Regions from separate parts of the Homo sapiens genome. Here region 2 is linked to region 1. A link is an interaction called in ENCODE POLR2A ChIA-PET data of the cell type or tissue named here. Cell type or tissue: GM12878. All regions are shown on one strand. Each heading gives the region's core, and the rest is flanking DNA. Links, peaks and the distances in the headings are about the cores only.

What was found. Peaks named below come from ENCODE experiments on the same cell type or tissue, not always from the same donor. Only the 100,000 strongest peaks of a DNase experiment are listed, where the experiment ranks them.
Region 2: POLR2A ChIA-PET joins it to region 1 with 8 read pairs; 2 of 35 experiments call an interaction of 5 or more read pairs at or near these places.

What each region holds. Positions count from the first base shown.
Region 1 is chr19:49,584,424-49,589,423 of GRCh38, reverse strand. PRRG2 (proline rich and Gla domain 2) reads right to left here. Exons shown (of 7, transcript NM_000951.3): 5 at 792-927. Among named protein-coding and RNA genes, the nearest start is that of PRR12, 4.3 kb to the left of the region's middle. RefSeq lists enhancers at 638-697, 4,191-4,816. In GM12878, for the core only: no CTCF peak of the experiment used is centred there; no DNase peak of the experiment used is centred there.
Region 2 is chr19:49,406,306-49,413,663 of GRCh38, reverse strand. It overlaps KASH5 (KASH domain containing 5), which reads right to left. Exons shown (of 20, transcript NM_144688.5): 10 at 6,701-6,778; 11 at 6,368-6,424; 12 at 5,993-6,052; 13 at 4,633-4,697; 14 at 4,381-4,468; 15 at 3,789-3,911; 16 at 638-696. LOC124904740 (a long non-coding RNA gene) reads left to right here. Exons shown (of 2, transcript XR_007067289.1): 2 at 560-712. Among named protein-coding and RNA genes, the nearest start is that of PTH2, 13 kb to the left of the region's middle. RefSeq lists an enhancer at 4,643-4,692. In GM12878, for the core only: no CTCF peak of the experiment used is centred there; a DNase peak (open chromatin) is centred at 3,923; H3K27ac peaks cover 1,398 bases.

The DNA.
Region 1 (5,000 bases), core at 1-5,000:
CCAGGCGTGGTGGCTCACACCTGTAATCCCAGCACTTTGGGAGGCCAAGGCGGGCAGATCACCTGAGGTCAGGAGTTCGAAACCAGCCTGACCAACATAGAGAAACCCATCTCTACTAAAAATACAAAATTAGCTGGGCGTAGTGGAGTGCGCCTATAATCCCAGCTACACTGGAGGCTGAGGCAGGAGAATCACTTGAACCCGGGAGGCAGAGGTTGCAGTGAGCCAAGATCATGCCATTGCACTCCAGCCTGGGCAATGAGAGTGAAACTCCATCTCAAAAAAAAAAAAAAAAAAAAAGACAGCCCTGTAGAGAGGCAGGCCAACACACACCAAACAGACAGAACTCAGCCCATCCATATAGACAGGAACACAACACAGACGCACTCCTCACCAATTTCCCACACCCACTCAGGTGCTGCACCTGTTACCACTGAAACTGACATACCACAGACACCAAGACACCACAGGCTGCACCGTCGCAGCCTCACCAGATACAATATCCAGAGTCGTAATTCCACGGATACTGGTAATCTCAGTACCGCAAAGACAGGCTGGCAGCAAAAGTGGTCAGAGCTCCTACTGCGGGCCAGGTACTGAGGATCCAGACAGAGCGACAGTCGCCAAAACCAGACACAAGCCAGCTCACAGACTCACTCTCCAAATGACTGTGTCCTTAGGTCTTTCATCAGTGCCTGCCTGCCCCCAATCCTTAGCACATCCCTTTAGGTCAATGCTTCCTCCCTCCCCTGCTCTCCACCACCACCCCCTCCTCGCTGAAGCCCCCTTACTCTTGGGGACAGGGCTGCTGGCCTCGGTGCTGTCGCCAGCGCAGATACCAAAAGGCTCCCAGGCCGGCCAGGACAATGAGCAGGATGCCACCTGTCAGCCCCACAGCCAGGCTGGCCACATCCACTCGTCCACGCCCTGCAGGAAAGTAGGGAAGGGGAGACACTGTCTCGGGGACTGCCACCCACCCCAACATCAAAATTCCTTCCCACTGAGGGAAGAGAATGGACCCGGAAGCAGGCAGAGCTGGGGTCCCTTCCTAGCCCTGTGACCTCAGGAAATTCACCTCATTCCTTTCTCTGACCCTCCACTGCCAGTTCTGTAAAATGGGAACCATAACCCCTACCCCACTGTAAAAACCTAATGAGATTAGGCTGGATGTAGTGGCTCATGCCTGTAATCCCAGCACTTGGGAGGCCTAGGCAGGTGGATCGTTTGAGGTCAGGAGCTCAAGACCAGCCTGGCCAACATGGTGAAACCCTGTCTCTACTAAAAATACAAAAAAATTAGCCAGGCATGGTGGTATATGCCTGTAATCCCAGTTATCTGGGAGGCTGACACAGGAGAATCGCTTGAACTCAGGAGGTGGATGTTTTAGTGAGCCGAGATTGAGCCATTGCTCTCCAGCCAGGGCAACAAGAGTGAGACTTCATCTCAAAATAAAAAAAAACAAAACAAACAAACAAACAAAAACCAAAAAAACAAAACTATGTCCTGGCCAGGTGTGGTAGCTCATGCCTATAATCCCAGAACATTGGGAGGCTGAGGCAGGCAGATCACTTGAGGTCAGGAGTTTGAGACCAGCCCGGCCAATGTGGTGAAACCCCATCTCTACAAAAATTACAAAATTAGCCAGGCGCGGTGGCTCACGCCTGTAATCCCAGCACTTTGGGAGGCCGAGGTGGGTGGGTCACCTGAGGTCAGGAGTTCGAGACCAGCCTGGCCAACATGGAGAAACCCTGTCTCTACTAAAAATACAAAATTATCCAGGCACGGTGGCGCATGCCTATAATTCCAGCTACTTGGGAGGCTGAGGCAGGCGAATGACTTGAACCCAGGAGGCAGATGTTTTAGTGAGCCGAGATTGCGCTATTGCACTCCAGCCTGGGCAACAAGAGTGAAACTCTGTCTCAAAAAAAAAAAAAAAAAAAAAAATTAACCAGGCTTGGTGGTTCTTGCCTGTAGTCCCAGCTACTCGGAAGGATGAGGCAGGAGGATCGCTTGAGCCGGGGAGATTGTGCCACTCACTGCCCTCCAGGCTGGATGACAGAGAGAGACTCTGTCGCCCTCAAAAAAAAAAAAAAAAAAAAGGATGTCACATGTACTACTTGGAATACGCTTTTAAAATTATTCATTGTAGCTAGGCACAGTGGCTCACAGCTGTAATTTCAGAACTTTGGGAGGCTAAGGCAGGAAGATCACTTGAGCCCAGCCTGGGCAACATAGGGAGGCTCTACCAAAAAAAAAAAGAAAATTTTTTTTTTTTTGAGACAGGGTCTGACTCTGTATGGAGTGCAGTGGCACAATCGCGGCTTACTGCCACTTGGTCTCCAGGGTTCAGGCGATCCTCCCACCTCTGCCTCCTGAGTAGCTGGGACCACAGGTGTGTGCCACCATGCCTGGCTAATTTTTGTGTTTTTGTAATTTTTTGTATTTTTTGCCCAGGTTGGCCTCAAACTCCTAGGCTCAAGCAATCCACCAATCTCTACCTCCCAAAGTTCTGGGATTACAGGCATGAGCCATCACTGAGCCTGGGGAAAAAATGTTGGTTTTTTGTTTTGTTTTGAGACGGAGTCTTGCTCTGTCACCAGGCTGGCGTGCAGTGGCGCAATCTCGGCTCACCGCAACCTCCGCCTCCCAGGTTCAAGCAATTCTCCTGCCTCAGCCTCCCAAGTAGCTGGGACTACAGGTGTGCACCACCACATCCAGCTAATTTTTATATTTTTAGTAGAGACGGGGTTTCACTATGTTGGCCAGGATGATCTCGATCTCTTGACCTCGTGATCCACCCGCCTTGGCCTCCCAAAGTGCTGGGATTACAGGCGTGAGCCACCTCACCCAGCTGGAAAAAAATGTTTTTAATAGCTGGGTGTGGTGCTACAGGTACCTGTAGTCCCAGCTACTTGGGAGGCTGAGGAAGAAGAGTCACTTGACCCAAGGAGGTCAAGGCTACAGTGAGCCAGGATCACTCCACTATACTCCAGCCTGGGTGACTGGACCCTGTCTCTAAAAAAAAAAAAAAAAAAATGGCCGGGCTTGGTGGCTCACACTTGTAATTCCAGCACTTTGGAGGCCAAGGCAGGAGGATCACTGGAGCCTAGGAGGTCGAGAGCAGCGTAGACAACACAGCACAGTGAGACCCCCATCTCTACAAAAAAAATTTTAAGTATCTGGGCGTGGTGGTGCATGCCTGTAATCCCAGCTACTCAGGAGGCTTAGGTGGGAGGATCACTTGAGCCTAGGAGGTCGAGGCTGCAGTGAGTCGTCATCGTGCCACTGCACTCCAGCTTGGGTGACAAAATGACCCCATTTCCTTGTTTTTTTTTTTTTTTTTTTTTTTTTGGAGACACTCTGTTGCCCAGGCTGGAGAGCAGTGGTGTGATCTTGGCTCACTGCAACCTCCAGCTCCTGGGTTCAAACGATTCTCCTGCCTCAGCCTCCCCAATAGCTGGGATTACAGCCACGTGCCACCATGCCCAGCTAATTTCTGTATCTTTAGTAGAGATGGGGTTTCACCATGTTGACCAGACTGGTCTCAAACTCCTGAACTCAGGTGATCTGCTTGCCTCGGCCTCCCAAAGTGCTTGGATTACAGGTGTGAGCCACCGCGCCCAGCCATTTGTTTGTTTTTGAGACATCTCCCAGGCTGGAGTGCAATGGTGCGATCTCTGCTCACTGCAAACTCTGCCTCCCAGCTGCAGCGATTCTTGTGCCTCAGCCGCCTGAGTAGCTGGAATTATAGGCACACATCACCACACCTGGCTAATTTTTGTATTTTTAGTAGAGATGGGTTTCACCATGTTGGCCAGGCTGATCTCGAACTCCTGAACCTCAGGTGATCCGCCTGCCTTGGCCTCCCAAAGTGCTGAGATTACAGGCATGAGCCACCACATCTGACCACAGTAAACCCCCAGACTTTTGAGCCCCTTTAGCAAAAGGCGCAAGTGCAGCTTCAGAAGGCAGGTCCTCCTGAATTGGGCACCTTCAGGTAGATTCGAGGAGCCACTACGCCTCGCTAGGCCTGTCAGGAAAGAGTTACCTCCCCTAGCAACCAGGCTCCAATGTGAGACTCCAGCCCAGACCTAGGCCTGTTGCTAAGGTGCAGCTACCCCTAGCAACCGGGCCACAAGGGGGTGGGGCATCGGAGGCCCGGAGGGTGGTCCTCCAGTGGGCAGAAGGCCTTGGGTCCTGGAGCCTGGCTAGGTGTGGTTGCTAGGGAGAAGGCCTCCTTAGCAACCAGGCAGCTGCTGGGATGGGGCTGTGGGGGAGGGGAAATCAGCCAGGTACTGCTTCAGGCTTCTTCGTCTGGTCTGGCCTGGCCAGGCCCCGTTGCTAAGGAGCAGCCCCCCTTAGCAACAAGGCTGGCAACAAGATGGGAACAAGATGGCAACCCCTCAGAGAAGGGGTTCTTGGGGGCAAAATGGGCAGGTGAGGATGGGCAGGCTTCCTCCCTTGGTCGTGTTGCTAGAGGGCTGTGTCCCCAGCAATCAAGCTGCCGGAGGGGCTGGTCTTTCCACTTACTCTGGACACCAGGGAAGGGTTCAGGTGGGCCTGCCCCTCTGAGCCTAAGGCCTGACGGGCCCCACAGCTCTAACCTTTCCCTCCACTGACACTTTTCCCTTCCTAGGGACACAGGACTTGCGTCCAATAAGATGTGGTGGGGGGCCTGGCACCTATAATCTCAGCAGTCTGGGACACTGAAGCAGAAGGATTGCTTGAGGCCAGGCATTCAAGACCAGCCTGGGCCACATAGTGAGACCCCGTCTGTACAAAAACTACAAAAATTACCATGGTAATGTGTGCCTGGAGTCCCAATTACTCAGGAGGCTGAGGTGGGAAGATCGCTTGAGCCCGGGAGGTTGAGGCTGCAGTGAGCCAAGATTGTACCACAGCACTCCAGCCTGGGTGACACAGCGAGACCCTGTCTCAAAAATAAATAATTAAAGGCCTGGCGCGGTGGCTCACGCCTGTAATCCCAGCACTTTGGGAGG
Region 2 (7,358 bases), core at 1,747-6,746, 180 kb after region 1:
CCCCTCCTTTCTCTGGTGACGCAGAGGGAGGTCATAGCTCCAGAGCTCCCATCCCGCCCAATCTCAGCTCTTCCCAGACAAGTCCAATTAGAGGCCTTGGCAGGCAGCCTCATTAGTAGCCGCAGCTGGGAGCCTGAAAGAGGGGAGGGGGAGAGGGAAGCAACACAGGAAACCAGAGGCCCGAAGGCCAGGGCCCCGGAGGAGGGTGGGCCCAGTCATCTAGTGCGTTCTCCATCCTCAGAGGCCTGGACACAGCCTCCTAACAATCACATCCCAATCACAGGGCTGGGACTTCACGGCATACAACCAAATGCTTACACCAGCCTGACTGCAAAGTACCTGAGCTGGAATCTGAATCCACGCTGATTCCAGAGGCCCCCCCTCACCCCATTCAGGCATGGCAGCCTCGCTGGGAGCCCTCCCCCAAGGCAGGGTCAGGAACCAGATCTCCTCCTAGACCTGAGGGCAGGGCCAGGCCTCATCTCCTGGCCTACAGGCCCAGGTTCTGCTCCCGGAAGACATGAAGAAGGAGTGAATGAATGAATGCCGATCCCCTCAGGGCACATCCAGTCCTCCTACTGTAAACAGCTGTGAATAAGGTGTCACCCTGAGGCAGACGGATGGCTCAGCTCCTTACCACATGGATGGCTCCTTCCTTCCTTCTTCAGGGTGCGCTGGCTCTCCCTGGAAGTTTCTCTGTGGAAACAAAAAGGTTAGTTCTTCTCTGATTCTTCTCACTCAAAGCTCCAACCCTAACAGTGCCCACTGTCTCCCCCGCCGGTCCCAGACCCCATATACAAAAGGTCTTCCAGGCTGCAACCTACACATGAATTCACCACCTTCTACAACCTGCCCTCCTCTCGTGCTGCCCTACATGAGGATGGCCCTATTAGCCCCCTAAGGGCAGAAGCCAAAAACCAAAGGGTTGTTCTCGATGCCACCAAGCCCCCTTCCCTGACAGGACCCAGGAGTCCCGGTTGCCTAAACTTCCTGGATGTTCCACAGATCTCGTACACTTATCTGGGTCCCAGAGGAGATCAGCATTTCCCTGTCCAACCGCCTTCTCATCCCAGGTTCCCAGACTTGGGCTGGATCTATCTGCTCTCCCTCAGGACCCAAGTACCTCTCGGTTTCTCCAGAGACATATTGGCATTGCCCTTGACCTCAGCAACCAACTTGCCATTGTTTTCTAAACGCAATCCTCGAGCTCCAGGATGGTGCACCCAACTCTTCCAGGCAGCCCCCAGACATCCCTCAAGATTTCACCTCACAAGGTCACAAGTTCCAAGTCTTGCCTCCTTTCCTCCCTCCCCATCACCCACATCCCGTCTGACCCCTGCTCTGTCCCTCCACCCCAATTATGTCTGTCTGTCCCTTTTCCTCCATCCCTAGGGCCCTGGCCTGGCTCAGGCTTCATCACCATTGCTCCAGCCTCCTCCCTGCCTCCAGTAGGTCCCTCACATGGTTCCAGAGGGATCTTTTTAAGCCCGGAGCTGACCCCACCCTTCTTGTGGCTTTATGAAGAAAAGTACAATCTGTTAGCTTGTCAGAGATTTCCTTTCATGATCTGGCCCTGGCCTCATCTCTCACTAGTCACCCCTAGTTACCCTCTACTCCTCAAGCATATCGTGATTTTATGCCAAGGCCTTGCACAGGCTGTGCTAGTGCCTCAAAGGCTGGCTTCCTTCTTTCCTTCCTTCCTTCCTTCCTTCCTTCCTTCCTTCCTTCCTTCCTTCCTTCCTTCCCTCCTTCCCTCCCTCCCTCCTTCCATCCTTCCTTCCTTCCTTCCTTCCACTCAAGTATCAGTTTTCCTTCAATATCTTCCCCAATCTCTGACCTGACACAGATACCCCTTCTCTGGGCTCCCACAGGCCCATCCCCCACCTCTAGCACAATGATCATTCTGCACTGGGGCAACCCATTTGCAGGGTCTCTCCTATCAGGCCTTGAGCACTGAGAGGCCCGGCCCCAAGGGACTCAGCTCTGTATCCCTGGGCCCATCGCAGGTTGCACTCTGAGGCCTGGCTCAGTCTTCCCCTTGACAAGCCTGTCTCTCAGGGGCATCTGACAGCTCAAAGCAGAAGCCCAATCTAACCTACACTTCTGAGGGATGAGGCTCTGTCCCCAACAAGCTGTGTGACCATTGGCATGTGATTTCTCCCTGAGCCTCAGTTTCCCATGAGTAACAAGATGAGGATGCCTGCCTTACAGAGATACTGGGAGAGTTAAATGAGAACCCAAACAAGCTCTGGTGTCAAAGAGAAACAAAAGCTTTTCTCAAACCAGGGAAAAAGTGATCAGAGAAATGAGTCTCTCCTTAAGGATGGCAAAGAGCTTTGAAGTGGTGCAGTTCTCAAGACAATACAGCTTGTTTATAGAGCTGTTTACAACATTTTCTTTAAAAGAAAAAAAAAAAATAGAGAGAGAGCCCAGAGCAGTGGCTCATGCCTGTAATCCCAGCACTCTAGGAGACTGAGGTAGGCGGATCACTTGACCCCAGGAGTTCAGCCAGACTGGGCAACACAGGGAGACCTCATTTCTACAAAAAATAGAAAATTTAGCTACACATGGTGGCACATGCCTGTGGTTGCAGCTACTTGGGAGGCTGAGATGGGAGGATCACCTGAGTCCAGGGAGATTGAGGCTGCAGTGAGCTGTGATAATGCCACTGCACCCCAGCCGGGGCAACAGAGAAGCGAGTGAGACCGTCTCAAAATAAATTAATTAATTAAAAAAAAAAAAGCCAGGTGCAGTGGCTCATGCTTGTAATCCCAGCACTTTGGGAGGCTGAGGTAGGAGGACAGTTTGAGCCCAGGAGTTTGAGACCAGTCTGGACAACACAGTGAGATCTCAACTCTATAAAAAAATTTTAAAAAGGCTGGGCATGGTGGCTCATGCCTGTAATCCCAGCACTTTCGGAGGCCGAGGCGGGCAGATCACCTAAGATCAGGAGTTCAAGACCAGCCTGGCCAACATGGCGAAACCCCGTCTCTACTAAAAAAAATACAAAAATTAGCCAGGTGTGGCAGCAGGTTCCTGTAATCCCAGCTGCTTGGGAGGCTGAGGCAGGGAGAACTGCTTGAACCTGGGAGGTGGAGGTTGCAGTGAGCTGAGATCGTGCCACTGCACTCCAGCCTGGGTGACAGAGTGAGACTCCATCTCAAAAAAAAAAAAAAAGCCAGTCATGGTGGTGTGTTCCTGTAATCCCAGCTACTTGGGAGGCTGAGGTGGGAGGATTGCTTATCCAGGAGATTGAGGCTGCAGTGAGTCAAGTTCACTCCAGCCTTGGCAACAGAATAAGACAAGATCCTGTCTCTAAAAACAAAAAACAAAAAAAACCCCAATGGTTATTGCTGAGTTAAAGATGTCATAGTGAGCTTGCTGGCTTTTCTTAAAGGTGCTAACATTTGAAACATAAATGCTTAATATATCCTTAAAATGCTGGAATAAACAACTTACTTATTCCCTTCCTACAGTAGTACGATTTTAAATAATGTAATTCCCAAGAGTGTTTTCTAAAAAACAAACCAACAATAAAAGCCACAGTGCAACTTGTGTGTTTGCTTGGTTCACCTTTGTCTACAACGCTGGCAGGTCAGTCCCTGGGGTAGGGGTGGTGTCTGGTCTGGCTTGTGGCTGGGTGTCCAGCACACACTGGGCCCTCAATTAACATTTTCTCATCAAATGGGGAACAAGCAAAAGTGTGAGTGAATGGGCTGGCCAGGGCGGCACCTGGAGCTCCTGGCCCCTTTCCAGCTCCTGGACTTCAGAGCTTTTCCTGTGCTCACCTGTCCCCCAGCTGGGGCTTCAGATGGAAACTCAGTTTCCTCACTGGTCTCATGGATGACTTCCTCCCACTGCCACACCCCACACAGAGGGTTGGAGAGATCAGCAGTTGCCACTTCCTGTTTCTGGGACAGAAGTTGTTTCCGAGGTCAGGGAGAGCCATATTAAGGTAGAAAACAAGGTCAGAGATAGAAATAGGTTTAGGTGTGCGGCTGAAAATAGGATGAGAGATAGAAAAGGGCTGGTGTGGGGCTGGGGTTGGGGAGTGGGCAGAAGCAGGAACAGGGGAGGATTTGGTGCCAGGACCAAGGTCTAGGTTCGAGATGAAGTTAAGGAGTGAGATGGTCATGGAGGGAGACGAGATAGGGGTGAGTCAAAGCTGGATCAGACTGGGGTCTGGCACAGGCCTGGGTCTGGCAGTGGGTTTGGGGTTAGGATCCGAGGTAGAGAGAGTTAGAGAAAAGCTAAGGTTGCGATAGGAGCCTCTGGCAGCAATGTGGGTTAGGGCTAGGCTGGTGTGAGGATCAGAGTAGGGAGATGTTTGGAGATTCTGCCTTGGTGGCCTGCAGCTTATTCCAGGGGTGTTAGGCCCACCTGTCGAATGGCCTCGATCTCCAAGCCCAGCGATGGGGGTAGCAGCTCGGTCCAGCCCACTCTTCTCAGCTGGGCCCCTTCAGGTAGCCTGGCCACACAGGAAGGAGGGAGGAAGATGGCCTCTGTGCCTGGTGGCCACTCAGTCAGCTCATGCTGGCCTCCCTTCCCTGCCCACCTTGGGGCTGGAGGCCAGGGTGTCCCTGCCCTTAGGCTCCCCTCCTGCCTCCTCCTACCCCTTGAAATTCCACTCACTCATCGGGCCCCTCATAGGTCTGACTCAGCTGCTCCTCCAGGCGTGAAATCTCCAGCCTCAGTTCCTGCAAAGGAGGAAGTGGGGAGCACATTTGGCTCTGCATTTTTCCCACCCTCCCATCCACCTCTGGGCTCCTCTTCCAGGGTTCTTTCCCCTTTCCTGACTACTTTGGGCTCCCCAGACACATACTGCCTAGGGACAAGGGGAAGAAAGCCATGACAGAATGTTAGGAAGCCAAAGAGAGAGAGCAACAGGAATCCAGAAGCTAAAGCACAGGCCAAGAGGCCAGGCGCAGTGGCTCATGCCTGTAATCCCAGCACTTCAGGAGGCCCAGGCGGGCAGATCACAAGGTCAGGAGATCGAGACCATCCTGGCTGACAGGGTGAAACCATGTCTCTACTAAAAATACAAAAAATTAGCCGGGCATGGTGGCACACGCTTGTAGTCCCAGCTACTTGGGAGGCTGAGGCAGGAGAATCGCTTGAACCCAGGAGGTGGAGGTTGCAGTGAGCCGAGATTGCACCACTGCACTCCAGCCTGGGTGACACAGCCAGACTCCATCTCAAAAAAGAAAGAAAAAAAAAAAGCACAGCCAAGACAATTAAAAGAAGGAAGGCAGAGGCAGAGATGCATGAAAAAATGAGACATAGATGGAAACAGACTCACAGACAGGCAAGAGAAACATGAGGGCTAAGAGACTGGTAAAGACCAGAGCCAAACAGAGAAGACTTGCCTAGGGAGACAGACAGCCTAGACCTAGAGGCAGAGACAGGAACCCACACGAGCCTCGCAGAGACACATAAAGATAAGGAGGGGAGGCTGGGTGTGGTGGCTCACGTCTGTAATCCCAGCACTTTGGGAGGCCAAGAGGGGTGGATTACGAGGTCAAGAGATCAAGACCATCCTGGCCAACATGGTGAAACCCCGTCTCTACTAAAAACACAAAAATTAGCTGGGCATGCTGGCATGCACCTGTAGTCCCAGCTATTTGGGAAGCTGAGGCAGGACAATCGCTTGAACCTGGGAGGCAGAGGTTGCAGTGAGCCGAGATTGTGCCACTGCACTCCAGCCTAGCGACAGAGCAAGACTCCGTCTCAAAAAAAAAATAAGATAAGGAGAGGAGGTGTGTGAGAAGACACCCACAGAGAATGAAAGTGAATGGAAGGAACAGAGAAAAAGTGAAAAGGCAGATACAGAAACAGAGGGGGAGACATGCAGTCATACAGTCATACATCAAGGATGGAAGAAGCAAGATGTGGCCACTGACAAAGAGGCACGAGGAGGAGAGGCAGCAAGTCCCAGAGATGGCAAAAGAGAAGTGGCGAGGGCCGCGGTGGGTGGCGAGGGCCGCTGAGTTACCTGCGTCGTCACTCTGTATTCTTCCAGGGTCTGGGCCAGGCTCTCCACATCGCGAGTGCGCTAGGAAAGCCGAAAGCCAAATGAGACTGGGACCAGTTCCCCAAAGACACTGGGGGTGGTGGTGGCGGGGGGACTGGCTGGGGGGTTAAGGGACAGGGTGAGCTTGAGGGAAGAGCTGGGGCACAAGGGAGAGCACCGGGCAGAAGGGCTTCTAGATCCCTGAGGGGTCACACTTGGGACCTGGGGAAACCCTCCAGTCTCTCCAGCTGCACATCCAAGGATCAGACCCAAGTAGGACTTCCCTTTCTAGACCAGGGGCAGGAAGTGGCTGGTGCACATGGAAAGCGAATCTCTTTCCCTCCCGGGGCCCCTTACCTCAGAGAGGATGGTGTCTCTTTGGCAAATGAGGTGTTCACACTCAAAGAGCTGCCGCTGCCAAGAAAGGAGCCGGTCCATCCATCCAGCCTCCCAGGACTCCCCTTGGTCCTGCCCTCCACCTGGCCCCACCTGTTCTCTCGCACCCCCACGTATTCAGCCTCCTGAGATGTTCCAGGACTTCAGGGATTTTAGGGATGCCTGGGTGGTCCTGGGAGCCTGACAGCTTGATGGAAGACCCTGCCCTTATCAGGCTGCAGTCACTAAAACCGGAAATGGGAAAAATGGCCCCGGGGTGGTGGAAAGTTGTCAGGCACTAGGAAGGAGTGGCACCTTCAAAGTGTCCTTCTCCATGGCCAGCTCCTGACTTCTCTTTTTCACTCCATCCCGCTCGGCAAGCAGCTTCCCGTTCTAGAAGAAGGAATGGCTGGTCACGTTCATTCCAGCAAGTGGTAATGTCAAAATTAACAGCAGATATTTGCTAAACACTTGATTGATATACATCAGGCCTCATGCTAAGCACTTCATATGTTTTAACCCATTTAATTCCTCCAACCATTCCAGTGGGACCACAGCTTTAATTTCTTTGAGTGTGGCTCCCCCATCTATAAAAATGGAGCTAGGCCACGCGCAGTGGCTCACGCCTGTAATCCCAGCACTTTGGGAGGCTGAGGCGGGCGGATCACAAGGTCAGGAGTTCAAGACCAGCCTGGCCAACATGGTGAAACCCCGTCTCTACTAAAAATAAAAAAATTAGCTGGGCATGGTAGTGCGTGCCTGTAATCCCAGCTACTCAGGAGGCTGAGGCAGGAGAAATACTTGAACTGGGAAGACGGAGGTTGCAGTGAGCCAAGATCGCCCCACTGCACTCCAGCCTGGGCGACAGAGCGAGACTGTCTCAGGAAAAAACAACAACAAAAAAACGGAGCTTAACTAGGACCTACTTTATGGGATTGCTGTAAAGATTAGATAGGTTAATAATCGCTAACAC